Regions from separate parts of the Homo sapiens genome. Here region 2 is linked to region 1. A link is a loop called in an ENCODE intact Hi-C map of the cell type or tissue named here. Cell type or tissue: Calu3. All regions are shown on one strand. Each heading gives the region's core, and the rest is flanking DNA. Links, peaks and the distances in the headings are about the cores only.

Region 1 (15,445 bases), core at 4,670-12,669:
ATCAAAATGCTTTCATTGTCCTTGAGAGTATGTTTGGAGAGATGAGCTATTTAATGTCTGATTGTGCAAGAAAAAAAAGTTACCAATTTTCTCCAAGTACCTGTGATTTGCCAAATAGAATGTAAGAAACAATATCCTTGGTAAAGGATATCGTTACATAAGAAATTAAATTATCTTCCTGATGTATATCAATATTGTCTCTTTTACCCCTTTCTTTCAAATGTTTGATGTTGAGTTCAATTTTGTCAACAAATGATACCTATTACCCTGAGAAGGAGTTAATAATATGCTAAATAACTCAAAGCCATCCTTCTAGAGATAGATGGGGGGTTTTATTGGAGCCGTCTGTAGCAAGAAACTTTTCATAGGGAGAAATATATTGACAGATTGGAATTTGAACTTGTTTATGGTGACTCCTGTAAGAGGAGGAATCAATAGCACTGCTCCATTTTCCCCTGAGTGTTAAAACCTGAATGAAAAAACAGCAACAGAAAATAATCTCAAAATTTCTGTAATATCCTATCTTAATGACTGGATGCTGCCATTAATGGTTTTCATCGCATGAAGAAGTAAACACAATAATTGCATCTTATATGAATAGCTAACCAACATCAGAACAGCACAGTCATTATCTAAATGCATTTTACATCGACTTGCCAAAAGATCCTCAATGACTGTAAGGATCATGAATTCTAATTCAGTTAAAATCCAAGGTAATAAACAAAAGCTCTGTGGGTGGTCACATGCCTGCTGCAGGGTGCATTTGAGAGTCTAGAGAAGAAATGGAATTAGGGATTTTTGAGATACAGATGAAAATGTCGACTCAAAGCAATGTAATAAAATCCTTACACCTTGGTGTAATGTTAGTTTGAAGCCAGTGGTATTGAAACGGCTTGGTAGTTTTTGGGTCTATAAAAGGGAAGGGCCTGAATAAAATTTTTTTCTCTTCAGTACTACTGAATATGTATTTTCAGTCTCTTCTAGATGAAAGTTAAGAGTTGATCATTTCTGCCTGGAAAACTCTTACTCATTTTCAAAATGAATTGGCCTTCTAGAGGACACCCAAAGCTCGGCTGTCTCTTTGGAAGAAAACTACAAATATGGTGACATGCTTCCCGATTCTGATGTTATTTAGTTCAGATAAATTTCTTGTTGTAATTAGTAACACCTTACACTTCTGGAACACTTTACATAATAAAGCATAATCACATACATTATTATGGTGGATTCCAGCTATCATCTCAGGTGTTGTTGTTTTATAATCCATTTAACATATGAGAAAAACGGGGGCATTGATGCTCCCTGTGTAAGATTGGAGACCTAGTATGTGTGAGACCAACATCTCATCAGAAACATTGGGGCCTAAAGAATCTATGAGATTTTCTGCCATCCTTGGTGAAATGTATTTGTTTTGCATGTGTATCAAGTAGCTCCAACCTGAAGCAACATGAAGAAGAAGCTGAGCTTGCCTTTCAAAGCCCTCTGCTAGTCCCTCTGCTTTAGTAGGCTACTAATTCAGCCAAAACGTGGGTGTTGAGAGCAAACCAATGGCCAGATTTTGGGTTAAAACACCTTGCGATTCTCTTTTAGACTATTCTCAACCAACGGGATTTTCAAATACCCATCCAGACCTCTCTCTAGGCCAGGTTTGTGCTAGGCAGTACGGAAAAAGTAAAAGCATAACAGCTGCCAAAACAGGCTTATGATCACTCCCTGGATTTATCATTTACTAGCTCCATGGTCATGGGCAACTTATTTAACATCTCTGAGCCACTAATTTCTGATTTGTAAAATGGAGATTAAAATGCCTGTATTACAAGGTTTTTTTGTGAAGATGAGAAAAGCATACAGCAAAACATGAAACCACAGCCTGCCCCTTTCTTCCTATGCTCTACCAGAGATATGCAAGCAGACTAATACCCAATCAAACATGGAATGCTGAGAAGAATCAAAAGGATGTCCTGCCTTTATTTTAGAAGGATATCTTGAAGTTGCCAAAGACTTGACTCAAAGGAATGAACTTTTAAACAGTCCTCTTCATAGAAATGGGGCCCAGATTACACCATGCATTCGTATAAAAAAATACATATTGTGCACCTACTGATGTCAGGCACTGGGCTAAAGGAGAAGAAGTTAGGTCCCTGACTTTGAAGAGCTCATTGCAGCAACTTAGCACTCATCCAATATGGAAGATGGTGAACAACTCTTCCCCAGCCTCACCACCTGATCTTCCCTCCTAAATCACCTTTCTAAAGTGCTTTCTGATGACTGTAAGTCTTCCTTTAAGGATCATCTGAGGATTTACTCTCCTCAAATATGATATAATAGGAGCTATGGGCAATAATATCATAATTTCTCCCTGTGCCCTAGAGCATGTTGCAATTTAATTATACTCATTAATTACCTCTGTATATCTTCTTCCATGTAGTGCTGTCATCTCCGCTCTCTTACAACCTCTATTTTCCCTACCTGGTATAGTACTAGCCCCCGCTGCAAGCATGCAGTTCTTGTATTAAATTAAATTGAAATCAGGCTACATGAAAATATGCAATATTTTGCTTTGAGTTGAGACATTTCTGGTAGTAACAGCTATTAAACATAGAGACTAATACTCAAATCAGGTCACACAATCCAGTCTCTTCAAAAAGAATTCATCTGCTAAGATGATTGAGGCATGGAGTCACACAATGACATTGAAAAAATGTAGATAAGTGTGCAATACTTTTTCTGTTTGTGTTCAGATTTGTTGTCCTTGGATTCTTTATTTGTTACTGCCTTAGCAGGAGTAAAACTTTTATCCTAGAAAACTCATCCCTTAACAATAGAGTTGCTTTTTAAAGGAAAATTTTCCAGTAAGTTATGAAACATATTAAATGAAGCTATTGTTTTAATAATGTACTCAATAGAATAATTGCTTATCCATAACTGTGAAAGGAGCAATTTTTCTAACAATGTCTTCCTATGCTGAGTCATCCTTCAAAAGACACCACGACCAAGATTTGTCCACTGTAAAGTCTGTTGTATTTGTTCTCACAAACAGCCTTCTGAAAAGCTGCTCTGCTGTAAATGGAGTTTGAAGAAAACGTTTAGACAGCTCTCTCCTACCCAGTGCATCTCCCCGCTTAATTAAGAGACCAAAATAGATACTGGAAAATAAATTATGAACTACTTTTCAAAAACTTTTCAGGAAAATACAATAACAGAAGTCCTTCCTAATTGTGTACTTGGTAGCCCAGGTGTCTCACTGATGAAGTTTTCTCATATTTTCACAGGCTCTTGCTAATGAGAACGTTGAGTCTTTCTTGACCCTTAACAACATTTTCTAGGCCTATGCTGTTCATTTTTTATAATCTAATAGATTAGAGAGAAGGTCCACCTTAAATGACATCACACAAAGTCAAGAGGAAATGGCGATTGTTGATGTCTGACCCTTTCGGTCTGTTTACATATGTGCCTGTATATAAATAGTGGATGTGTTAGAAGCAACTCTCAAATATTCCTTAAATGATATTTTCTTCCAATAAAATAAAAGATCTATGAAAATCATTTTTATTTCATTATTCCCAAGTATTTCACGGTAGTTTTAAGATTGTCTTCTTGAAAATGAGTTTGCCTTTGGTTAAATACTAGCTATGCTTATCATTCACTGCAGAAAGATATCCCAGCAAATGACCTAATGTGCAGTTGAATGACAAGCTACTACTAAGTGTTATAAACCAAGGGGGAAAAACTACCTTTTTTTTCCTGCAGTTTATTGTACTAGTTAATTTAGTATATCTGAAGTGCTAAAATCAGTTTGCCCGCTCTAATTTGCATTTTCCCAAAGATGCTCAATAACTCACTTTGATCCCAGGTTCACTATATCAATGCTCAGTAACTCACTTTGATCCTGGGTTCACTATATCAGACCATAGGAATCTCATAGAAGAATAGTGATGGACGAATGAAAGTACTGTATGAATCTGCCTTACATTTAACTTCACATTTTCCTCTATTCATTTTTCACTGTTACGTACTTCTGCTATTTACCCCACACAACTAGAAAAAGGTCAAGTTAGAAACCAACAGGAATTGAAGGCAGATACTCAAAGACTGAACATATTTTAAATGAACAGGATGAATTTGTCTTTTCTATGCTGAATCACATTCATAAGTCAGTTTGTAAAAAACAAAAAGATATCTGTTGTTTTTAAGTTCCAGGTGAGAAATAATTAAAGAACTAGCAAGAAAACAATTTTAAATCTGGGTTAGTGGGAAGGTGAAAGTGGTTCAAACAAAAATTATTTCTTGATGTAAATGTGGATTAAGGTTTAGTCTGGAAAAACATTCAAATTTGGTTTTAAGGTGATCAAAAATATTACAGGTTGCCTGGTAAAACACAGGATGATCAGTTAAAGTGATACATTTAGATAATTGTTTAATAGCAATATATTCCAAATACTGCACGGGACATACTTCTACTTCACTTTTATTTGATGTTTATTTGAAAATCAAATTTAACTGGGCATTCCAGTATTTTTATTTGGTAACTCTGGCAACTCTAATTAAGATATTGAAATTTGGGCAGAAAAGGAAAACAATTGGAAGCTGAATTCCAGGACTAAATTGTTTGCTGTGATCGCTCATTATTTGTTGAATGAACTAATATATTTCAAATATGCAGGAGAAGCTCTCAATTTGGAGGAATAATCAGTAGCATTTAAAGTATTCAGAACTCAGACTGGAGAAAAATTTTTTTTCCTAGTGGGACAACTTTTTAGTCTCTTGAAAGGGCTCCTCAAATAGCCTTGACTCCAGGGATTTCTAAAATAGGGACCACGCTCCTTTCCACTGGGGATGGTTCAAGAGTCACCTTGTCAAAAAGCAATGGATGATAAGCATTATAATAATCAGGAAATATATTAAAAAATAGGACTGAAAGAGGTGAGGGGTGAAATTCAAATGCTTCATGCTGAGTAGAAAAAAATGAAGACAGATTCTGCTAAAATAAATCAAGTTCAGTGAAGTAGGTAAGATGATCAACTACTGAAAGCAGCTTCAGTTTTAGATGCCTTTAGTCCCCACTGTCTCACTGAGGCTTAGGGGCTGAGCTGGTCAGAACAGAGACAAAGGAGGGCACCTGGATTACAGACCTGGAGGTCAGGAAGCACAATAGAAACGCTACAGGTCACAGGAAAAGCCAGCAAGGCATGGCGCAGGCTTACCAGCTCTGCGGACGTCAGAGTTGTGCGGTCCCTGGAGCATCTAAGTGCCAAATTAAAGAAGCTGTGTGATTCTGCTTTATTTTGAAGTTTAATGCCAGCTAGTTTGATCATAATTAAATGACAGTGGAGGATTTAACAAAAGGAGATATTCAGACACTGAGCTTGTCTTCTTTCCTCCTGTCTCTCTTCCTTCTGCTAGACCTCAGGAGGCATCACTGGTTTTTAAACAGGTATCTGGTGTTCTGCCATCCATGTAGAGAGCCGACCAAGGAAAATTATTTCTCTTTGTTTCTATTTCTACTCTTGAGGTTAGAGGTTTTCATCGCTATGGATTCTAGCAAGGAAACTATACCAAACAAAAAGCGCAAGATAGTGAAATCACATTATTAGCAGAATTCTTTACCATTAAAAATTAAAAATACCAGAGACCAAAATCAAACACTATGTAATAACACTTGGTGGACAGATGAATTGTTTTAGTGTTAGTTGAAAGGTTCTGGAGACAGTGAGATGTTTTATTCTGTCCTCCGTGCATTGCTGCTGCCCACATAATGTTAGTGGGAGTAAGTCACTGTCACAATTACTAGTCACCCACCTCTGATGGTACTGTACTGTGAAAAAGAATCCACTTAGCTGAGATTCCACAGCAATATATAAACTGGAATTTATAGGGAAGTTCTTTTGGAATCAGGATTAATAATAGCAATAATGATTATAATAGTGGTAATGATAGCTAGCATTTACTGAGTGCTGTTTATTGAAGTCTATCATTTAGTACCCTTGAAACGGGAAAGGTTCCCTTGTCCCCCTCGCAGGGCATGTGACAGGGAGAGTGGCTCACTTCTTCAGTGCCCCGCTGCTCAAACCTCTAGGGGAGCATACAGACAGGCAGGCTGTGGGGCTCTAACCACATGGCGGTGTCTAGGGGTGGATGTTTACAGCTCCTGAAGCCCCAGTGGGCGTGTGTTACATGGCACTCTTTTAGTTTAGCTGTTTATAGGTGGCTTGTGTTAACCAGCTCAATTAGACCCTCTACCTTGTCATAAGGACAGTGGGCTTTCTGTATCCTGGGTGCTTGCCTTCATGTACCAGAAGAATCAGATCACACGTGGCCTTAGAAAATGAGTGCAAGGTTTTATTGAGTGGAAGTAGCTCTCAGCAGATGGGGAAGCCAGAAGGGAGATGGGTTTCCCCTGGAGTCAGGCTGCTCGTTGACCTCGGCTATCCTCCAACTGCCCCAGCCAAACTCCATATAGTTCTGCTGGTTGATGGCCTGCTGGCGTCTGTCTGTGTGCTCTTCCACTGGCATGCTCCCCTCAATGTCCTCTTGATGTCCAGCCGCTTGTGTGTCTGCCTGCTAGGGTCTCGGGTTTTTACAGGCCCAGGATAGGGGCATGGCGGGCCAAGGTAGTCTTGGAAAATGCAACATTTGGGTGTGAAAGCAGAAGTGCCTGTCCTCATCTAGGTCTGTGGGCACTGGCCCGAGGGTGGAGTCTTAGCCAGGGACCCACCTTTCTCTACCCAGCACTTCCCTACCCCACTCTCATATCACTTTTATCAAATATTTATTTAAGTACATATTATTATTCCCATTGACTTATGAGAAAACTGAGGCTTAGAGCTATAAAGTGCTTCACCCGGGTTTACACCTTGGCCATCTGATTTTAGAGTGAATGATTGGACCCTCATGCCAGAAGGTGAAATGAATACTGAAGGACGCTTCAAACCCTTACGGCACTGTTTATACTGGTTTCATTAGTAAATATTTTCTAAGATTTGTAAAGTCAATAACTAGCTTCTGAAAGAAAAGAAACGACATTTAACTGATAACCATGACACATGCAAGAATAGGCTGGTTTAAAAACTTACTTTGTAGTTACTGAGGCTGCGTTTTGCTTTAAAAACAAACAAACAGAAAACCCTGTCATAACAAGCAGTGGCCTGCAGTTAGGCTGCACCACGAAGGCAATGGAGCAGAGTTAAAAAGCTCTGACCAACAGACAGCTAGCATCAGCATGAAAGCACAGTAAGCCCCACGTACTATGAATTTATAATGAGTAAAATAGAATCCTACTGTGGGACCCTACTTAACGGGTCTTCTCAGTACCCAGCAGGCCGGCAGCTGCTGCAGAACTGGTCTGCTTATTTTCTCATTTGTGGGCATGTAGAAGCTCACTGGCCCACTGGCAGCACAGCATGGGCCCCTCAAGTGTGGGGATGGCAGCCACCTGAACTTGTTTGGTAGAGATGCAATCAGAAATGTCACCTTTCCATATGCAGTTACCCCAAAGGAAAACAAACAAACAAACAAACACTTGGCCAGGTGCGGTGGCTCACGCCTGTAATCCCAGCACTTTGGGAGGCCGAGGCAGGCAGATCACGAGGTCAGGAGATCGAGACCATCCTGGCTAACACGGTGAAACCCCGTCTCTACTAAAAATACAAAAAATTACCCGGGCGTGGTGGTGGTCGCCTGTAGTCCCAGTTACTCAGGAGGCTGAGGCAGGAGAATGGCATGAACCCGGGAGGCGGAGCTTGCAGTGAGCCGAGATAGCACCACTGCAGTCTGTCCTGGACGACAGAGCGAGACTCCGTCTCAAAAAAAAAAAAAACACACACACACAAAATTAGCTGGGCGTAGTGGCGGGCGCCTGTAGTCCTAGCTACCTGGGAGGCTGAGGCGGGAGAATGGCATGAACCCGGGAGGCGGAGCTTGCAGTGAGCAGAGATGGCACCACTGCACTCCAGCCTGGGGGACACAGCGAGACTCCATCTCAGAAAAAACAAACAAACACTTACATTGGAACCTTCTTATCACTTCCAAATCATCACTTCCAAATCAGGGTGAATTCCCATGCTAAATTCGATTGCTTGTTAAAGATTGAAGGTAAATCCTCAGTTTCCAAATAGCTGTAACCCCAGGGACATTACACAGCACTTAGAGGGAGAATTTCCTGAAAATCATATCCCTCAGAGCTTTAGTAAGTTTTCTCTTTTCTGCCACTCTTCCTGAAACAAAAACTGTCTGGGGAGGAGCCCAGCCTGTCTCCACTGCCCCCAGGAACATTCTCATTTCCTGCCAACACCTCACAGTGCTGGGTTTGACTGAGATGTTCCTCATTTTTGGTCTGGCCTACATCACTATAATCTATAACCTAAATCACTCTTCTGATGAGCCGAGCCATGTGAAATTGCCAATATTTGACTGTCTTCGATCTACAAAGCTGGTCATTTCTAATGGTTCAAGTCAGTACAGATTAGATTTCGTTTTCCCTCTTTTACATTTGCTGACCTTGAGTCTAGGATGCTGTTGTCACACAAGTCAGTGAAGAAGTCTTTGTCATCTTCAAAACCAATCTCTAAAATCCCCTTGTAGGGACCAGCCCCACAGGTTCGGGGGGTCTCTCTCTGTGTGCCGTGACGAGAGAGTGTAGAAATAAAGACACAAGGCAAAGAGATAAGAGAAAAGGCAGCTGGGCCCAGGGGACCACTACCACCAATGCACGGAGACCGGTAGTGGCCTCGAATGTCTGGCTGCGCTGTTATTTATTGGATACAAGGCAGAAGGGGCAGGGTAAAGAATGTGAGTCACCTCCAATGATAGGTAAGGTTACGTCGGTCACGTGTCCACTGGACAGGGGGCCCTTCCCTGCCTGGCAACCGAGGCAGAGAGGGAGAGGAGACAGAGAGAAAGACAGCTTATGCCATTATTTCTGCATATCAGGGACTATTAGTATTTTCACTAATTTACTACTGCTATCTAGAAGGCAGAGCCAAGTGTACAGGATGGAACATGAAGGCAGACTAGGAGTGTGACCACTGAAGCACAGCATCACAGGGAGACGGTTAGGCCTCCAGATAACTGCGGGTGAGCCTGACTGATGTCAGGCCCTCCACAAGAGGTGGAGGAGCAGAGTCTTCTCTAAACTCCCCCGGGGAAAGGGAGACCCCCCCCACCTTCCCCGTCTACTAAGTAGCGCGTGTTGTTCCTTGACACCTTTTGCTACCGCTGGACTACGATCCGCCTGGTAACGGGCGTCTTCCCAGACTTTGGCGTCATCACTAGACCAAGGAGCCCTCTGGTGGCCCTGTCTGGGCATAACAGAAGGCTTGCACTCTTGTCTTCTGGTCACACCTCACTATGTCCCCTCAGCTCCTATCTCTGTATGGCCTGGTTTTTCCTAGGCTATGATTATAGAGCGAGGATTATCATAATATTGGAATAAAAAGTAATTGCTACAAACTAATGATTAATGATATTCATACATAATCATATCTAAGATCTATATCTGGTATAACTATTCTTGTTTTATATTTTATTATATTGGAACAGCTCATGTCCTCTGTCTCTTGCCTCCGTGCCTGGGTGGCTTGCTGCCCACATCCCCTAAAGTCCTTCCACAAAATCTTCAAGGGCAAACTGCCTCCCACACACTTTCCATGTTCCAGTTTTAGAGAATATATTTATTTTTAGTCATTCAGGCCATTTTAACATTTGAGGATACTGTGCCTGTGGCCAACAGTGGGCTTTGTGAACTGCATGCAGGGCGCAGAGGCCAAGATGAGGCTGTGTGTTAGGCTGGCACACCTTTAAATTTAAAATAGAAAGGCACTCTTTTTCTGTCAAAAGTGTGTGTAGCGTTATGGGCAGCCCAGCACCTCGTCCTGGCTCCACATCTGCTAAGCGTGTGCCCGGGAGCTTGTGTCCTGTTTTCTCTCAGCAACGTGGGACACCTGTAGGATTTTAAACACAGGGTCAGGGGCTGGGAGTCAACATCTCAGGATCACCTCCTCCAGTTCAGGGAGAGAAAGCAGGGAGAGCCTGTTCCAGAAAGCCCCACACATTTTATCTACAGTTCCTTTCCTTTACATCACTCCTAAATCATAACCAGTGACATTCTGCCCCACTTTCTCCTACCCACAAGACTCCTCTCAGCAAGGTTTTTGCTGCAGTTGCTTTTGGAGAGAGGCAAGTCTCTGTATCGGAGGACAGCCAAAGCTGCCTGCATGAGGAGCGCCTACAGGACTGTCTCAGGTCTTTTGTTCAGAGCAAAGAAGAATCCAGTTAGCCATAGTAAACCGATGCAAATATTCTTAAGGAGTGTAGTCATTCAGGCTAATGTTTCAGAGTTAAGTGGGTAGAAGAGATTTTAAAACCTATTAACAGGAGCTTGACCTTGAGTATGTTCTGCAATAGAAAACACAATCAAATTAAGACCCAATACCTTAAGAACTCCTTCAGTAACCCCTCTTAGAAGGATTCAGTGTTTTATTGTTAATGACAGGAAACTTCTAGAAATCAAACAACCTTGACGTGAGGCTAGAAGCATTCCAAAGTGAATATGTGTATTTTTTATACTTCAGGAAGCTTTTGTCTGAGGAACATATCTTAAAATCTTATAAAATAGAATGTCCTTACATTTTCTTATTAATTATGCCTGCAGTTTTAAAAGCTTAACAACTGAAGTTTTGAAGTGGCATTTAAAAAACTTTTAATGCTGCCTCCTTAGCAAACTGATTTTTTCAAGTTTATCTTTATGAAAGGCCTGAAAAGAATGATATAACCATGGAGGCTGCCGGCCTTACTAAAAGCTGACCGTTACCTTTTTGTTTATTAAAGCAGGTACTTATGGTTAAAATTTAAGAAGCAAGATCATGCTTATAGCATGTCACTCTCCAATTTACTTATAATAAATAATCTTGATCTGATCAGTGTTCCCATTTCTACAAGTGTGCCCCGGACACTGCTTGTCCAAGCATGGTAAGGCATAGGATTTGGCTATTGCCCAGGAAGCCTGTCCCTCTGCCCACCCTCACACCATGCTCTGCAAGAAGGCACTATAGATGCTGGGGCATAAAAAGAAATATATTTGGTCTTTGTCCAGGGTTCTTGGTACAGATCTCCTACAACCCTTGGAATTTCCTGAGTGACAGGAAAGTCTAATTATTCCTAAGGTTCCCCTTTGGATCACACCTGAGGTGTGATGTTATAATTTATACTAATAGTGTGACTCAGAGTTGGGCCCCTAAATTGCCTCAGGATAAGGCTGGTCACCAGAATGAGCCAGAAGTTTCAGCCCCACCCATTTACCTCCAGGAAGGAGCAGAAGGCTGGCGATTAAACTATCAAAATTACTGAATAACAAGATTTGAAGAGCTTTCAAATAGGTGAACACAGTTACTTGCTAGGAGAGTGGGCCACCCCAACTCCACAAGGACAGAAGCTCTTGTGCCCAGGTCTTTTCTGGACCTTACCCTATATACCTGTTTATCTGTATCCTTTTTCATAAATCAGTAAAATGTCTTTCTGAGTTTTGTGAGACACTCTAGTAAATGATCAAAACTGAGCAAGGGATTATGGGAATCCCGATATATAGTCAGTCATTCAGAAGTGTGAGTGGCCAGGTACTTGTGACTAGCATGTGAAACAGAGTCAGACATCTGGGAATGGAGCCCTTCAACCTGTGGAGTTTGATGTGTATTCTGGGTAGTGTCCAGATTGAACACATCGTTGGATATTCAGTTGGTGCCTGGAGGGATGGGGACTTGCTTGTTGGTGTCAGAAGGCACCCCACAGAAGCAATGCCACTTTGACGTGAAATCAAGTAGACCTGGAAACTTTGGGGAAAAGATACCTTGTGAGTAGGGCCACCGAGCAATCCTGACAGATATGGATTCTTTCAACAGAATGGGCTCCCCAGCGGTGAACCATGTGGACACTCACAGCACCATCCGGGAGAAGGGCCCTCCATGCTGCAAGAGAAAGCCCACAGCCCGTAACTCGGGATCTGCAATGCAACTGTCTTCTTCTTCCTTAACTTAGATCTTCTCCTTGTCCTCTAGTTTCCAACATATTTTTAAGTGTTTCTACCAGGAATTTTAAACAAGTTTTCTTTACTCTGCCAAAGGTTTCACAGCGGCCTTTTAGACTCAAATAGTACTTTCAGTTGTGTGTGCTGAAAAGTGGTTGACTTTTTATTTATGTATGTACACATATTATTTTATGTATATATTTATTTTCATTTTTTAGAGTTACATATTTTTATAATTCTATTTATACAAATTTATTTTATTCTATTGTATTTCACGTTTTTAGAGCATCTGCCCTTGGCCTACGTATTTGATGCAGTGAAACAGCTCCCCCAACCCCTGCCCACAGCAACTGACCACTAATGGGTGGTTCATTCACTTTACAGATTCTTGTGGGGAAAGAACTGCCAGACCTTTTAAACACAATTAAGCAGAATAGTTGAAAAATCTTTTTAACACTATTCACTAGCTTTTGCTTACTTTTACTCACTACTATTTGGCCTGTGACCCAGCAGGAGATCTTTTAAGTCAAAACACTTAGTTAGCTTTCTCTAGGGAAGGCGCTAACCTGAAAGGGGTCAAATATAGCCTGGGAAAGGGCAGCTCAGCTTAGCACCAATTTACAAAGTAGTGTTGCTTATCTTCAGCACAGAGGAGCCTGCATGATCCAGGCAGAGGGAGTCTGAGACAGAACACAGCATGAACACAGCACATTAGGGAAACAGGGCAAGGTCAAGTGCACAAAGAAGGGGCATATAGGACACCAGCCCAGGAGGATCTAGCATGGGGAATGACCCTGTGAGGGCAGAAAGTCTCCCTCGGTAAGAAGCTGGCACTTTGCTTTTTACTCTCTGGGCTTTTGTGGGGCTGCAGGCCCTGGATTTGGAGACTGTCCATAACTTGAATCCTGGGTCCTGCAAGGATTCTACAAGGGCAGGCATCAGGGGCTGGTAGGAAGGCATGATGCAATGTTGAAGGGAAAGGATGGCAGCCTGTGGGAAGGAGAGAGGCAAGGCACCCATCTGGAGGATAGTGTTAAAAAGAGAATTACTCTTTCGCCTGAGACTCCGGATTGTGGGTCTTCACATATCCCCTCCTCTCAGAATCAGGATGGCAAAGTAGCCACTTCCAGGGACATTTGCTGTTGGAAAAGGAAACTGGGATGGCCAGGGGAACCCCAAGTGAACAGTGTCCTTACCTTGAGTTTGCCAGGAAGCTGAGTGAGATTGTCCTCTTCCAGACAAGTTTGTCTACCCCATGCCCCAGAACACAGCCTGTGTGGTGTCTTACCAGTTCCAAGGGATGCTGTGGACACACGCAGCACTGGATTTAGTTCTACATAAGGAGCATTCTACTTAAACTGCACCAGAAACTAGAAGCTACTCATGTCTTTTAACCCAAAGGCCTTTGGATAAGGATGAAAGTACCACTTGGAATTCCCCATTATGTTTTTACCATCCAGCTTCATGTCTTGTCCTCCCTTACTCATGGATGCTACATAAAACCAGGACCCAGCCCTAGGTCCCTGCACACACTCTGCTTTATGGTTGCCAAGAGAGCAAAGGAGAACTAAAAGGTGTCACAGAGAGGCCAGCCACTGTGTAAGTTCTAGGATCACTGAGTGGCATGCTTAACCTAGGAAAATCATCTTTTCTTGCTACCAGGAGAAATGAGACAGGCTTATTGATACCACTACCCTAAGCTCACCCACAGTCCCCGGGGAGTACATATTTAATGTCACTGTGGAATTTAGGGGTAAGTGGTGCCAGCCCCCAGGGCCACACACAATGCATTTATGCACCTGTGAAAACTAAGTACCTTGATGACTTAGAAACAACCCACAAGCTAAGGGGCTCTCCTGAGAACTGGTGCTACCCATCCACCATGACTCATTTTTCACCATGATCTTTGTTGTTTCCAGAATGGAGATCTGTAGTCTAATTGCCTGGAAGACTCACACCCTCACTTTGATTTGGGATGCTGTGGCTAGCATTGTCTGCCTTATTTGAGCTTCTACTATTAAAGACACCCTTATTTCACCTACTTATCCAAGTCATGTTCATTCCAGAGTGTGGAGTAGCTACTCCATTATCATGAAAGTCACTGCATAATGAATCTGGCCCCACATTTCTTCCAAGGAGATACACTGGCACTCTAAATCCAAAAACAAAGGTTCTACATGAGTACAGAGTATTACATTGTGTCAGGGTTTCATCACCACCTCAGTCACTGTGGCGGAGAGGGAGCTCTGATTATTCCAAAATAAATAAGTCAAGAAACTGGATGCTGAGATGACACTTTAAAACACATTTTGTGTTTTGTTCTAACAAAGATTTGGGTGCTTTGCATTATCTTGAAGTGACTATGGATATTACCAGGAGTGTTGATGAAGGACAATACACCATCAAAAGTGATATTTATGAAACTAATGATATTGTAGAATCCCTGTGAAAGTGATATTTGTGAAACTAATGATATTGTAGAGTGCCTGTGAAAGTGTGCTTAAAAATATATATATATATATATATGTGTCCAGGAACTAATAGAACACTAAGTACATAATACATGTTGAATAACTATCCTCTCAAAGTATGAAAGAATATCAAATGTAAAGAAGACATGCTAAAATAAAAATAATTGCCTTATGTCCTCTCTTAGAATATTTATTTGACTCTCAAATTAGAGTGGCTAATTTCAGGCCATGTTGATTGGATACTGTAGGTTTATTGTTATAAACATCAGCCAAAGTCCTTCCCATTCCCTATGCAATCCTGCTACCCAATTCTTTCTTAAACATTAATCCTCACCTAATCTATTATAGAGAAAACAGGGACTGTAAATTCACTCAGTTTGTCATATCCTTATCTGCTCACTTCCAAATAGATCTACATGACCCATTCTTACCACCCTCTATCCTATCTTAGAGAGTTTTCTCCACCTGTCAATCATAAATTGCAATTATGATACCTGATTATGCTCTGGAAATCGCTCAGTCCATCAGTTATTCATTTTGCTTCCCATGTCTCTACTTTCCATCACCTCTGGTTTTTCTTTATATTACAAGCTTATTTCACATCTTTAAAAAAATCACTCATGATGTGCATGTGTTTATTTTAATTGCGATCTGGTCTCTTCTTTTAATAGCTAAAATTATTCAAAGGATTTGGTATATTGACTGATTCCAATGTTTCAACATCTATTGATTTCTGAAAACATGGAATTTTGGTGCTTCCTCTCAACACTACAGGAATGACTTTTGCAAAGCTCTCCGCTGACTTCTATGAGACTTAACAGCATGAACATGTTCAATCATTATTCATAGCCTTTTTGCATATTTGAAGCTGTTAATCCTCCTATCTTTGACCTTTTTTAGATGTTGTGACATCATTTTTTTCTTTTTCCTTTCCTCCAAGTCTCCATCATCTTCCTGA
Region 2 (15,445 bases), core at 4,357-12,356, 360 kb before region 1:
AAATAGTCTTACTTGGCAAACCCATTTAGCTGACTTTGTGGGTATTCTTGATAATCATTTTCCTTAAACAAAACTGTTTCAATTTTGAAATTAACTAATTGGATTCTCCCTAAAATAACTAAATTTAAACCAATTGAAGGTACTGAGAATGTCTTCACAGATGGGTCTAGTAATGGTAAAACTTCTTATTCTGGCTCGAAAGGTAAAGTTTTTGAGACACCCTACACTTCAGCTCAAAAAGTGGAGCTTGTAGCTGTAATTGAGGTATTGACTGCTTTTAATATGACTATTAATGTGATTTCTGATTCTTCATATGTGGTTCATTCTACACATTTAATTGAAAATGCTGAGTTATGATTCCACACAGATGAGCAACTGATGACTTTATTTACCCAAATTGCAAACAGCAGTTAGGAGTAGAATGCACCCTTCTTACATCACTCACATTAGGGCTCATACACCTCTTCCAGGACCTTTAACTGAAGGGAATCTAATGGCTGATTGCCTAGTTGCTACTGCAATATCTAATGCTAGACACTTTCACAATTTAACCCATATTAATGCCTCTGGTCTCAAACGCAGATACAGCATTACCTGGAAAGCAGCTAAAGCTATTATCTAGCGATGACCTACTTGCCAAATGGTGCATTCCTCATCTTTTACAAGAGAGGTTAATCCTCAAGGATTGGAACCTAATTCTCTTTGGCAAATGGATGTCACACATGTTCCCTCGTTTGGGAGACTAGCTTATGTATATGTATGTGTGGACACCTTTTCTCACTTTGGGGTACATGCCAATCAGGAGAGTCTTCTGCCTGTGTTAAACGTCACCTTTTGCAGTGTTTTGTGGTGAGGGGCATTCCAGCTTCTATTAAAACGGACAATGCCCCAGGCTATACTAGCCAAGCGCTAGCTACATTTTTCTCTGTATGGAATATTAAACACATTACTGGTATCCCATATAATTCTCAAGGACAAGCCACAGTGGAAAGAATGAATCTCTCCCTGAAACAGCAGTTGCAAAAGCAAAAAGGGGGAAACAGAGACTTCGGGACACCCCATACGCAATTGAATCTAGCATTATTGACTTTAAATTTCTTGAGCCTGCCTAAAGGCCAGATGTTTTCAGCAGCTGAACAGCATCTACAGAAACCAGCTTCAAAGACAGAAGCACAACAACTGGTTTGGTGGAGAGATCCGATAACAAAAATTTGGGAAATAGATAAAATAATAACTTGGGGTAGAGGTTATGCTTGTGTTTCTCCAGGACAGAACCAGCAGCCAATTTGGATACCATCAAGACACCTGAAACCTTACTATGAGCCAGATACCCAGGAAGAGGTTTTGGGAGGATCCCAAAGACCCACCAGTTGCAGCCATGTTGAGACTGATGTTGAGGAGGATCCCAACTGTCACAAGCAACACCTGTCAAACACACCCACCTACCTGGGGGCAGATCAAGAAGCTGTTGCAGATGGCAGAAGAAAACCTGAGGAAAGCAGGACAGCCAGTCACAATGAGTAATTTAATGATAGCTATGATAGCGGTGATCACCACTGCCGTGAGTATTCCTTCAATAAGGGCTGACACAGAGAACAAGTATACTTATTGGGTATATGTATCAATTTTGGCTGGCAATAATGCCTGGATGTAATCATTCTATGACACGGTTGCACATGCTTTCTGATCTCAGTATTTACCATAATAAATCCGCTCCAATAATTGAGGCATACCACCCTCAAAAACCTATTTGTAAACAGAATTGGACCTGGCCAGAAAAACTGAACATACTTGTTTGGGAAGATTGTATTGCAGAACAGGCAGAGGTGCTGCACAATGATTCCTATGGAATCATTATTGATAGGTGCCCAAAGGGGAGGTTTAACTTGAATTACACCTCTCAGTCTGCATGCCATGACCATGCTATGTTCAGCTGGTCTAAACAAAATGGTTAGATGGTAGAAATGGTAAGAAATATGACAAGAGTTCCTATTATCTGGAAACATGGCGGTATAGTGGCACCTCAACCTCAAATGATATGGCCCGCTCTAGGAGCTAAGCATAAGGATTTGTGGAAATTATTAATAGCTCTTAATAAGATCAAAATTTGGGAAAGAATAAAAAAGCATCTAGAAGGACACTCTACAAACTTGTCTTTGGATATTGCAAAATTAAAATAACAAATATTTAAAGCATCCCAGGCACACCTGACCTTAATGTCAGGGACTAGAGTGCTTGAAGGAGCTGCAGACAGATTAGCAGCTATTAACCCATTAAAATAGATAAAAACACTTGGAAGCTCTGTGACTTCAATGATGATTGTGCTTTTAATCTCTGTTGTTTGTCTTTGTATAGTCTGCAGATGTGGATCCCAACTCCGTGAGCAGTAGCTCACCATGATAAAGCCACCTTTGCTTGCAAAAACCAAAAGGGGGAACATGTTGGGAACAGGCCCCCAAATCTGGCCATAAACTGGCCCCAAAACTGGCCATAAACAAAATCTTTACAGCACTGTGACATGTTCATGATGACCATGATGGCCACACTGAAGGTTATGGGTTTACTGGAATGAGGGCAAGGAACACCTGGCCTACCCAGGGTGGAAAACTGCTTAAGGTGTTCTTTTTCTTTCTTTCTTTTTTTTTTTTTTTTGAGAAGGAGTCTCACTCTGTCGCCCAGGCTGGAGTGCAGTAGCATGATCTCAGCTCACTACAAGCTCCATTAAGGCGTTCTTAAACTACAAACAATAGCATGAGTGATCTGTGCCTTAAGGACTTGTTCCTGCTACAGATAACTAGCCAGGGCCCATCCCTTTGTTTCAGCCCATCCCTTTGTTTCCCATAAGGAATGCTTTTAGTTAATCTATAATATATAGAAACAATGCTTATCACTGGCTTGCTGTCAATAAATACGTGGGTAAAACTCCATTTGTGGCTCTCAGCTCTGAAGGCTGTCAGCCTCCTGACTTTCCACTCCACACTCTATATTTCTGTGTGTATGTGTCTTTAATTCCTCTAGCGCCGCTGGGTTAGGGTCTCCATGACCGAGCTGATCTCAGCAATAAATGACAATAAATTGGAAGAAAAGACTTATAACTTTTCATTTAGATAATACATTTAGTTACTTTTGCCTCTGAAAAAAAATGAGTTTATTCATTCAAAAAATTTTATTCATTCAGTGATTTTCAAAAAAACAATTAGTAAGCATTGCCTGTTAAAAAAAATTGAGGAACTTGAGTGGAAGGGCAAACTCCTTGCCTTCACTGAGCTTGCTGTCTGATAGAGAGCCAAATATCACATCAGGGCAAGAATTTCCATACCAAATTGGGAGGACTGTCTTTCGGGCAGGTACAAGGTACTGTGAGAGTGGATGGGCAGGCATATCAACCCAAACTAGGAATATAGAACAGAGGGGTGTCTTGAAGTTGTAGGTCAACATCAAGTAGAATCTTGAGGGTCATAAAGGTGTTCAAGTACAAGAGGAGAGAAAATTATAGGAAAAAGGAGTTACATGGGCAAAAACAAGGGAACAGAAGAGAGCATGATATATTTAGAGAATTGCATATATCTGTTTTTGTTTTATGTTTATTTTATTTTGTTAACTTATATAGAACTACTGTGTATCTGGCTCTGTTCTGTGTTTTATAAGTTTTAATTCATCTAAGGTCATTTAATGTATATTTAGAACTGGAGTTGGCAAACTACTAGTGTACAGATCAAATCCAGCCCCCTGCATATGTTTGCAAATACAGTTTTACTGAAAACAGTGATGCTCATTTGTTTATGTATTACCTATAGCTGCTTTGATGTTACAACTGCAAAGGTGAAAAATTGCAACAGAGATCTATGACCCACCAAGTCCAAGATATTTGCTATCTGATTCTTAACCTAAAAAATTTGCCAAACGGTAAAGTACAACTTAGCTTTAGAAGAGATACATGAGGCTTGAGGAAAGAAGGGGCAAGATTACAGAGGATGTCAGTTTAAGAAATGGAACTTATTTACTTGTGCATTGCAATAGTAAGGCAATTGCTCTTGAGTATAACTGTACCCAGCAACTCACATAATTAATAGTGGCCCATAAAGACTGCTCAGGGAGGGCTATTAATGTTTCCGTCAGACTATGGCAATATTGCGTAGTCTACCCAATTTCACAGAAAGTAAGCTACTTCACAGAAGATAGTGTTCATACCTACAACAGAGGTTTTTGTTGACTTCTGAGCTGAAGCAATAATGTCTGCATTCACAATCTAATTTTACAATAGATAAAGTGATGCTTAGAGTGTAGGTATGTGTCTTCTTAACAAAAAGACAAATCTTAGATATGTCTCTAGCATCAATGATATTTAGTATCTCGTAGATAGGTCCTATTCCCACTGACCAATGCCTTAACCTAGGGTACATTATTTAGTCTCTTTCAGCCCCAGTTTCATCATCTTACTTCAAAATAATGTTTTGAAGATTGAATTAGATAGTAAACATATAGTCCTTAGTACAGAGGTTGCTATGCAGTGGGAACTGAATGAATTATGTTTGTTATTATAGAAACCACAAAGCTTTAGAGACCTCCATACACATCTTTTTAAAGCTGTTTTCTTGCAACCCAGTATTTTTTATTAAAGGAAAGCTTATAGTTGGAAGTCAAAAACGTCACACAATCAAAATGCTCAATGGAGTAAAGAGCTTGATTGGAGACACATTAAAAGTGCAAAAAATAACATTTAATGGATTTTTTTCAAAATTTCTGGGCACAGGTCAGAACTCTCTCTGAGAAGAGGTCTGATTTCAGTGAAGTTTGGGAATAGCATCAGAAAAAATTGATATGTTGTTTTTGTTTTCAATTTTCCAGATGCAATAAAAATGGTGAAGAATAGGGGTGTATGTGACCATCTTAATGCAGATAAAGACAAGAATCAAGGTGCCACAAAATACACCCCTCAGCCTCTCTCTTATTTTTCCCTCATCATAGCCTCCATGTGAGTTCCCAAGCAACCCACAGTGTGGCACGTTCTCTGGGTCTCCAAGCTTACTTGTGTTTTCTTCCTGTGAGTCAAGTGTCAAAATATTGGGAATTAGCCTTAGAAACCAAGCATCAGAATTAAAAAAGGTATATTAAAGTTTCCATCCCTGATAATGAACAATTAGAATATGACACTAGCAGTGAGGGTACAAGACAGCTGGAAAAGAAGGAGGAGAATGCCACAACAGAGAATGCCACTGGCTCCTGCACTCTACACCCTGATCCAAATGTTGTAGCAAAAGCTCACTCATATCTAGAGTGTGGGAAAGTCTTGGGAATTTTTCTCTTTCATGCTGTCATCTGCTTCTTAAAAATACTCAGAGAGTATATATATATCCCAGAGGCCTGGGAACCCGGGAAATGGCTGTGTCATATGCTTTTAACTGAGAAATATGAACCCAGTGGTTAATTCCGTGGAGCTTTAACTGCAATTTTTTTTCTTCTTGTCTTTAACAGTACCTGACAAGATATTTGATGGTTCAAGAGCATGAGGTTCAAGAGCATCATACACTGATGCTGCTCCCAGGTCTCTGGGCTGAAGTTTGTACAGGGGTTCTTATAGTTTATTCATGGGAAAAGCTGCCCATACCTGTTGGTTGTGAATTAGGGTGAACTGCACTAAAACTTGACTGTAAGTCTACAGATGACTTGGTAAGGTTGTCTGGGGGTATCGTTTGTTCATTCAACTTTCTCTGATGGCTGAAGCTGAAAGGACAATGGAGATCCTGAATAATGATGGGCAGGGTCTTACAAATCTCTTTTGTCACTTTCTCTGTAAAATTTGTCACTACATTCATAGAATACTCCTGATATAAGAAATCTGAAGCTAGAGAAGACAATTTACTTTTGACAGAGAAACATGTCTAGCCCCACCAGGAAATAAATAGACAGTAGAAAAAATGTATTCACATCAATTTGAATAGAGCAACATAAAATCCATCTGCAAATGTTTAAATAGAACTTCAAGCTTTAGTTTTTACTGTGTCCCACCTGTAAAGTTTTGTGAGGATTATGAGTTTTGCATATAAGGCATGCACCAGAAACATCCTTATATGTTTAGAAATGCTGGCTTAAAATTATTAATATAACCATTTTTTTTCTCTGCTATAGTGATAAAATTGAACAGTTCTGGCTAATGAATTATGTTAGCTAGCATTGTCGGAATGGAAGTAAGTGGACTCTTGTCTTGAGGAATAGCATACAACTATTTATAAGGATGTGATAATAAAAACCCTCTGCATAAGAACAACCTATAAAAAAAGGGACTAGCAAAAACTATCCAGGGCCTTTTTGTTTATATCATGAAGTTCTTGTCATTGTCCCTGACCAATTTCGGTATTGAAATTGATAAATATCACTTTGTAGACAATTATTGTACCCATCTTTATGCTTGAACACAAATGAATTTATTTAAACATGAAAAGCCCAATATATCACAAACCTACGAAGACTGAATTTCTGTTTTGGCCTGTCATGACTTTTTTTGCATCTTAATTTTGGTGAACAAAGAGTTTTAAAAAAACTTTAATTTATGTGTGTGTAACAAATAGATTTTTTTTTTTTTTTTGAGACGGAGTCTCACTCAGCCACCCAGGCTCGGGTGCAGTGGCACCATCTTGGCTACGGCAACCACCATCTCCTGGGTTCAATAGATTCTCCCTTCTCAGCCTCTCGAGTTGCTGGGATTACAGGCACCTGCCATCATGCCCAGCTAATTTTCGTATTTTAGTAGAGACAGGGTTTCACCATGTTGGCCAGGGTCGTCTTGAACTCCTGACCTCAGATGATCCACCCACCTCGGCCTCCCAAAGTGCTGGGATTATAGGCGTGTCCCACTGCACCCGGCCACAAATAGATTTTTTTTTTCTGGAATTGTACCTTAGTTCTATTTGAAGTCCCCATTAGCCTGCAGTGACAATAGCTTAACAATGAGAGGTCCTGCCCCATCCCCAGGGCGGTGTCGAAGCTGGGGAGATTTCTGAAGTGCCAAGATGAAGAGAAGAGGGAGATGTCAATCCCTTGCATCACTGGTCCCCACAGACATTCTGAGACGTTCTTTGTTCACTCTGGTGTTTGGGTTTCTGTCTTTTGTTTTTAGGCTTGAAGTTTGAGATATGTGTGGCTTCACTCACATGCCATATTGTAGAAATCTCTGTGAGGGGTCTTTTTTGCCTGGACATATTTGAAACATCACCTCAGAACTTGTTAGGAATGCAAATTCTAGGGCCTCCCCACCAACCTCCTAAATCAGAAATACTGACTAAAACACAATCAGCAGCAGACTGCAAATTCTCTAAGCCTCCATGCTGCAAAGGCTCTGCCCAGGAAGAGTGGGCAGGAACTACCAGTCTCTCCCTCCCTTGGAGGGAGAAGGAGGATATAGGAATCTCATTCTAGTTCCTCCTTTCTCTGTAGAGCAGTACTGGGTTTACAGAAAAATTAAGCAGATTGTAGAGAACATTCCCATTTTCCCCTGTTATTAACTTGCCTTAGTGTGGTACATTTGTCTGAATTAATAAACTGATATTGATACATTATTAACTAAAGTCTACAAGTCACCTTAGGGTTTACTCTTTTTGTTGTACAGTTTTATGGGTTTTAGCGAAGGCATAATGTCAAATATCCATCAACACAACATCATATAGAACATAAAACTTTCATTAAAATTTGAAGACCACAACGTTTCCCTAAATAAAATAAATTAGACATATGAAGTTGTTAATCACCATTAAATGCCTTGAGAAACAAAATAGAGTTCAGGAAGTAAGATCACTTACAGATTTACAATAGTTTACTCTTCAAAGAGACAATACGAATACACACTGCATTCAAAAAGTTCAAATTTACCAATTAAACGTAGGCTGGAAGCAGATAAAATTTATTTAACTAATTTGCTTTGACCAAATATCAAACAAAATAATAGTCTTGGGTCTTCCAGCTTGATTGAAGATGAAACTCCCAGTTTTAGTCTGTGAAACAAAAATCAGATCCTTTTCAAAAACAAGCTTTTTAATGTTAATTGTGAAACATTATTTGTAAGAATTTTCACATTAAATAACATGACCTTGCCATGCTAGCTCGAGTTCGTTAACTCACACAGCAGAAACATTCATGGAAACAGCTTCAAATTCCTACCAGCTCTCAGCAAGTCCTCCAGATCACCCAGTCTCATATCCTTACCCCAAAGAATGAACAAGTATACTCTGCTGACATTAAGAGAATCCCTAATTGCTCCTATGAATAGTGAATTATCAATAGGATGTAATCAAGGGGATTCTGATTTTCTAGCCACTTGTTTTAAATTGTTTGTTGGGGGAGGGGGCAAAAAAGAAAAAAGGTATCACGTCGCCCTCTGCTGGTGAACCCACATAATTAATGAAAACAGGTTAAGATTTGGGAAAGATAAAATATTTTACTACTGTTTACTAAATCAAAGGTCCTGGGTGGTTCCACTTAATTATGTGAAGATAAGTTTAAATCTTGACATAATTTTATTATATTTATTTTAAATTTTATTGCTTAGCTTTTGTATAGTCTATTTTTAATGAAAGCAAGGCCATCACAAACAACTACCCCAGGTTGGCATCGTTGGGTGTATAAAGGAAAAGAAGGTTTTTCCCATTCTGTCTCAAATCATGTGATCTGGCTTTGTAGATTAGCAAAGTCTTGAGCACTACTTGAAATTGACTTGAGAGACTCAGAGGTATGAAGAAAATACTTCAGCATCAACTGTCAGATAAGGCCACAAGCTCTCTTAGTAACAGCAACACAGTATGAATTTAGCAAATCACTTATTGTCTCTTGGTCTGTATTTTCTCATTTATAAAAAAATGAGTTAGAAGGCCTAGCAGATCTCTAGGTTTTAAAAGATTGTAAATCCATAGTTTTTTATTTTATTTTATTTATTTATTTATTTATTTTTTTGAGACGGAGTCTCGCTCTGTCGCCCAGGCTGGAGTGCAGTGGTGCGATCTCGGCTCACCGCAAGCTCCACCTCCCGGGTTCACGCCAATCTTCCTGCCTCAGCTTCCCGAGTATCTGGGACTACAGGCGCCTGCCACCACGCCTGGCTAATTTTTTGTATTTTTAATAGAGACGGGGTTTCACCGTGGTCTGGATCTCCTGACCTCATGATCCTCCCGCCTCGGCCTCCAAAAGTGCTGGGATTACGGGCATGAGCCACCGCACCTGGCCCATCGTTTTCTATTTTTAAAATTTTAAGTATACATTTAATGAAAAGCGTAAGCTCCCCCCCAACTTTTTTTTTTTTGGACGGAGTCTCGCTCTGTCACCAGGCTGGAGTGCAGTGGTGCGATCTCGACTCACCGAAACCTCTGCATCTCGGGTTCAAGAGATTCTCCTGCCTCAGCCTCCCGAGTAGCTGGGATGACAGGCACGCACCACCACGCTCAGCTAATTTTCTTTTTTTTTTTCTTTTAGTAGAGATGGGATTTCACCATGTTAGCCAGGATGGTCTCGATCTCCTGGACCTCGTGATCAGCCCGCCTTGGCCTCCCAAAGTGCTGGGATTACAAGCATGACACACCGCGCCCGGCCAGCCCTCTCTTTTAAAGAACTGTTTCCCCTTTGCTCAGCCCCACTTAGAAACAGGTGGAGCAGCGTGTTCCCTTCATAAGCCACCAAGAAGACCGCAAGCTCAGACTCAGGGAGAGCAGAAGGAGGCCCATCCCATGCTCTGGGAACAAACAGTGCTGTCAGAGGGTGGGTCCCATAGAATTTTGTGAATTTGCTGGTCTCTCTCCGGTCCTGTACAGACACATTTCCTTGTGTTACCACATTGGCCTATAAGAAGCTGCCCACCTTCCTCCTGTCAAACTTTAACTCTCTAATCATCCCTTTTGAATCAATTTTCAAAAAAAATACCAAAGGTCAGTAAAAGATACCACTATCCCTCCAGGTTATCTCCCAAATACCCAGGAATCAACTGAAAATCATTCTGTCTCTCATATCTGCACCATATTGCTCTTCTGTGACCTCACTTTCTCCATCTCTGTCATCTCTCTAGTCTAAGCCACCATTGTCTTTAGCCGGAGCTCCCGAGCGGCCTCAGATCCGGTCTCTGCTTTCACTCTTGCCCTCTCCTCCGACTGTCCATTCTCCACTTATCACCAGCCAGTGTGGCTGTCTTCAGAGGTAAATCAGGCTTTGTCGTCTCCTACTTATTAACTTCCTTCAATCACTTCCACTGCACTTAAAATACACCCCAAACTCCTTATCCCCCTCTGGCCCTGCTTACTTTTCCAATCTCTCCTGATGCACCTCCCCACAATCCATGCATTCCACCCACTGACCTTCCTTCTCTCCTTCAGGCTCAGTGCTTGTCCTGGCCATACCTTTTGCAGGGGATGCCTCCCGTCCCACCTCAACTTTTTACTTGCCTGCTCCTTCTTCATGTTCAGTTCTGAACTCACGTATCAGTGCCTCAAAGAAGCTGTCTGTGACCAGCTTCTGCATGCTCCCCTCACCCTGTCCCTTTCACCTTTTAACATGTCACCCTATTTTCTAGGGCTTATTGTAAGCCAAACTCCCTGGTCAGTAAGCCACTAGTTTGTTCCCTGTCTCCCAGCTGGAAGCTCCTGGAGGGTAATAACCTTGACTCTCCAGTTTTCCTGCTGTGTTCAAGAGACCTAAAAGAGTTAAAAAAAAAAAAGTGCTCCATGTAAGCACTCAATGAGATTTTACTTGATAAAGGAATGCAGAAACAATGGAAGATACTGATCTTAGCATCCTGTGAGATTCAGAACTATTGAACTTATAATTATTGCCATTCTTGGAGGCTGACTTGGAGACTAGTCTATAAAGTCTCACTCATGTCTTCAGGTCTTTCCTGGGCACCTTATGGCAGATGGGTAGCTCATGTGTCCCTCATCTAGGGAAACTCCCTGTGTTTTTCCCCGCTGTTCCCTCTCCACCTGTGTTTTCTCTTCTGTGTGTTTTCATATCCACTGTGTTTACTTTTTATCTTCTATCTTATTACATAGTATTGCTATTAATGAAATATATTTGTGACTTCTCTGCTAGACTGAATGTCTTGGTAGTAAAGGTCACTTTTAATTTGTTTCTGAAGGCTTAGGAAAGCCTCTGTACAATATATATGACAGATAAATGGTGCGTAAGTAAATGTGAAAGTGTACTAAAAATCAGAATCATGGTGTTTCTCAATGACAGTATGGCAGGACGTATAACACGGAATGCCCTTGAATAATTTGAAGACTATCACAGTTTATAAACAAAGTTAATGTGTAAAGCCATGGCACATGATAACTGTAATTAAATAACACTGAAATATTATTTGATGCTATCAACATCTCTACCCCTAGCAAGCTTTTCCGTCTTGTTTTGCTGTAGACCTCCACCCTTATCTCCATGATGCCACTGTAATCTCTGATTCTGTGCTGGGAAACCCATCCTTTTAAGGTGCTTATAATTGAGAGCTTGTAAACATGTCTTTAGTGAAGCCTTCCTAGTGTCATTTAAAGTGGACATTTTCACCCGTCCTCTCACTCACACACTTCACATGTAATATGAGTGCATAATGCAAGTGCTTTTGTGTTCCATTTTTCCTTTCTGTCAACTTGTAGCTCAGACATTTGATAGGAACTTGTTGAATGTGATTGGCATGTAGTTCAGCTTCTTCTGTTCCTGTAAGATTTGTCCTTATCTTGAGGAGCTTGGCAGAAAGCAGGGGCCACGATTTCCTGACATTGTGTCGTCTCTTCTCTGCGTTCCCTTGATCTTTTAGAGGGGCATAGGCATCACGTTTCCTGCATTCCTAGGAAAAACCACCCAGTTCTGAAGAGCCAGCTCTGTCTCCGAAAAGCTTGACCAGTGCTGATCATAGTTGCTCTACTGTAGTATCTTGACTGGATATTCCCAATTTATTCTACACTACTTCTAAAGATCTCATTATTGGTATTCTAAAAAAAAAATGCACAAAACAGAAGATAAAGATAATGCCCAAACTAAGAGAAATATAGGACTGACGAGCAAGTTACCTTGCCATTTAGCGTGAGGAGCCTGGAGTTCCCTGTATTTTTTCTTCTTCCAATTTAAACTTTTAGCCAAACCAGTTACTTGGGTTTCTTCTGCTTTGCTGCATTTGAATCAGTAGAGGGAGGCAGAGGAAAAGGCTTCAAAGAAACTAAGACAGAAATTACACAGAAAACTCAATATCTGTGTAGGTTAGTATTCTGTACCTTTTAAAAGACAACTTTGAGCCCAAATGTCAAATCTAATGGTGAAGCAAATTAGAATGCTTGTTTTTCCAGGCCCTCATCTTGAGGATAAATGTATTACGGATAATTTAGTAAATGCATTCATTGGCTAGGAGTTGATTGCTGATTGAATTTGATGTCTTCTGTTTTTGTGTCAATTAAAGACATTCACAAATAATTATTTTGTTTCTTCTCGTCTCCTTTCAACTGAGTTTTCACTGGAAATATCCCGAGAAAATCAATTCCTTACTGGTCTCCCAAATTTCCTCTTATGGACAGTAGAATAGCATTTTTAAAGTTTTGAAGTTGGCATTAAGCCATGAACATTGCTAGGAATCAAAGCATATAGTTCTGTTCATCTACCATATGAGCTAATGTGGCAATGTGCCAATTACATAGCCAAATCCTCCCCCTTATCCCTTTTAGGGAGTGGATGACTCAATCTTTATATTTTAAAAAGAAAGAGATCTTAATGCTTCTGGCCACAGAGTTGTGCCTGAGATTTGAGTTCCCTTCTGTTATTTCGCTGAGCCTGCCCATGAGCCTGCCCATTCAACAGTCCCTACACCTCTGTCTCTCTGAAAAGGAATCTGAAAATGGTAGGGTGGCTCTGTTTCTCAAAAAATAAACAAATAAATAGCAATGACTGTACTTACTCTGAATGTAGTGACATGGTTGACTTTAGGCAAGATTCTGAGAAGGTGATATTTCTCTTCAATGTATCTCCTTTCTTTTCCTCTCCTAGGTACCCACAGAGAGAAATATCTCTCCCTCTCTCTCTCTCTCTCTCTCATCCTAATAGCTCTAGGTTTGCCCTCTGCAATCCAATATTCCAGTCTGCATTACTCTTGAATCATTTAGACATATTGATTTGATAGCCTGCATTGTAACAGGAAGGCCATTATGTATGAAATAAACGTATATTGAGTTGGTTCTAAAGTTTTACTCTGTGACCCCTTCAATCAGAGCTCCTTCCACCCCACATTCCTAGGGCCTGTGTCCCCAGTACGGATCTGTAAGTACTGGGATACCAGCCAATATATACTGTGATCACTGATTGTTCTTTTTGGAGTATTATTCCTTGCCCTGGATCTGTGTAAGTTTTCCCAGAAAGACTCATCTGTTCTGTAGCTCATTTCTCCTAAAACACAGCAAGCAGCCTTATGTTAATACATGTCAAGGTATAAATGATTCATCAAGCCTTGACATATGACTTTTTAGGGGTTTTGTAGGTTTGTGGGATCTTTCTGGCTACATAGGCATTTTTACCCAGAGGGCTACATGTTGGACAGTTAAATTCTGAGCATGAGCAAGCCACAAAGCAATGTTCCTTGTTCTTTGCTTTGTTTCTCAGGCTTCTCCCTGTGCATCTCTTCTCTCTGTGTTCAAACTCAGGCAAAATGCATGATCTCAGTGTGTCTCTCTCTATGCGAATACAGAAATGAGTAGTCTGGATGAAATGTGCTCTTCTTTCCTTTCACATCCCGGCACTGCAAAGCCTTGCCCAGTTCTGTCTCAGATATAGGCCAAAGCCTTCTACGAAAGTATACAAAACTGGCCCATAGATTAAAAAGTCCTCTGGGCCTCTTCTTTAATCTCCCTGGGGTAGTGAGGCAAACACATCTGGAATGGGCTTTAAATATCTGCAGAGAGTTCTGTTTAAAGAAAGACTGTGAGCAAGCGAACACGGTTCCTGCCCTCTGCCTCTCAGCTTTAAGAGGAAATGGAAAGAACTGAGGCAGGAGAAAATGGCAGGCCTCTCCCTCAGGCAAGAGTCACCACCTGGAAGCTGAATTGTGAAAAGCAAACCTGGTGTTTTCTCCTTTCCCTTTAATTACAGAACAACCAGCATTTCATTTCAGTGTGCAATGGAATACTGTTCCTCTTTCATTAAATATGTACGTTCCATCAAATATGGATAAGCAATGGGCCTTGCTAGGGAACAGTGAGTTACAGTTTTCCAGTCTGGCCTAAATTATTTATGTTGGTTTTATGATCTAGAAAGCAAATGTATGCATTCCTAATACTCTTTCTAGATGTTTTACATTTTCCAAGTAATATGTAACAAATCCTTTCATTTCAACCATGAAAAGCCATAAGCCTATTTAGTACATTGCAGAAATGAGTAAGCCATTATTATAAATCAGAACCCATAGCCAGATCCACACAACTGTCCTCCATGTATCCCTTCATGTTTGACCCATTCTGGTTTGAATTTTCTGTTGACTCTACCACTGTGGCTTATTGGTTTGATATACTGTTATCTTTCTTAGGCACAGGAGGTGGAGTTCACTTAAAATACAAGTAAACTAATTGTGGCTTCTGTGCAGAAATGATAGATAGAAACTTTAAAACGTGTAGTCTTTAGTGAGAAAAAAAAAAGCAAGCAAAGAGAAACAGTAATTCATATAATCATAAAATGTGATTAAATCTAGCACTGTGAGTTAATTTAAAATACTACCCAGTGTAATCAATATTTTATTTTTATGATCTCATAGCGGAAAATGTGTTTTCTTTGCTAGAAGCTTTGTAGTTTTATTGGCTATGTCTAGGTTTATAAAAATGTGAAACATATTTGAAAAAAAAACCCTTTCCCCCATCCTAATAATCTAAAACTGAAATTTAAAATGTAGATGATTAAACATACTATCTCCTATATGGAATCATATCAAATCAAAAGTCATGTATCATTTCTGGGGTTACTAATGAGGAGGAATACTAGGGCATAGATTTCATTGCTTTTATTAAACTAATGAATATTTTATTCCTGAGAGTATTTACATTACACGTAGGATACATATTCTCTGCAGATGTATTTAGGTTATTCAATATTTAACAACATTCTTCTTTTTATGACTCCCTTCATGTGTATGTGTAACTAACATTTATATAAAGCTTTACATTTGTAAGACAGTTTCAAAATGCATTATCTCATTTCATCTTTAGCATAGCTTTGAGGTAGGAATCACTAGCCACATTTTACAGATGAGGAAGCAGGGACTTGGAGAGATTAAATTTCCTTGCTAAGCTTACACAGGGTAGAAAGTGGCAGAGTGGGACACGAATCACAAATTCAGGTCCAGGTTTTGAGTCTGGTGCACTTCGGCCCCTGCAAATGCCATTGCCTTTTGAAGCTTTCTCATCTCAAGGATGATATGCAGATTTACAGGTAGCCCATGTATTCTTACTTT

The links. A loop is a pair of places that touch in the nucleus more often than their neighbours do. Peaks named below come from ENCODE experiments on the same cell type or tissue, not always from the same donor. Only the 100,000 strongest peaks of a DNase experiment are listed, where the experiment ranks them.
Region 2: it touches region 1 in a loop (3-fold over the local background); 3 of 110 quality-filtered maps call a loop at or near these places.

Annotation. Positions count from the first base shown.
Region 1 is chr2:107,566,878-107,582,322 of GRCh38, reverse strand. No RefSeq gene overlaps it. Among named protein-coding and RNA genes, the nearest start is that of LINC01885, 32 kb to the right of the region's middle. In Calu3, for the core only: no CTCF peak of the experiment used is centred there; a DNase peak (open chromatin) is centred at 9,262.
Region 2 is chr2:107,929,897-107,945,341 of GRCh38, reverse strand. No RefSeq gene overlaps it. Among named protein-coding and RNA genes, the nearest start is that of SLC5A7, 49 kb to the left of the region's middle. In Calu3, for the core only: a CTCF peak has its summit at 8,394 (motif pointing left); a DNase peak (open chromatin) is centred at 8,371.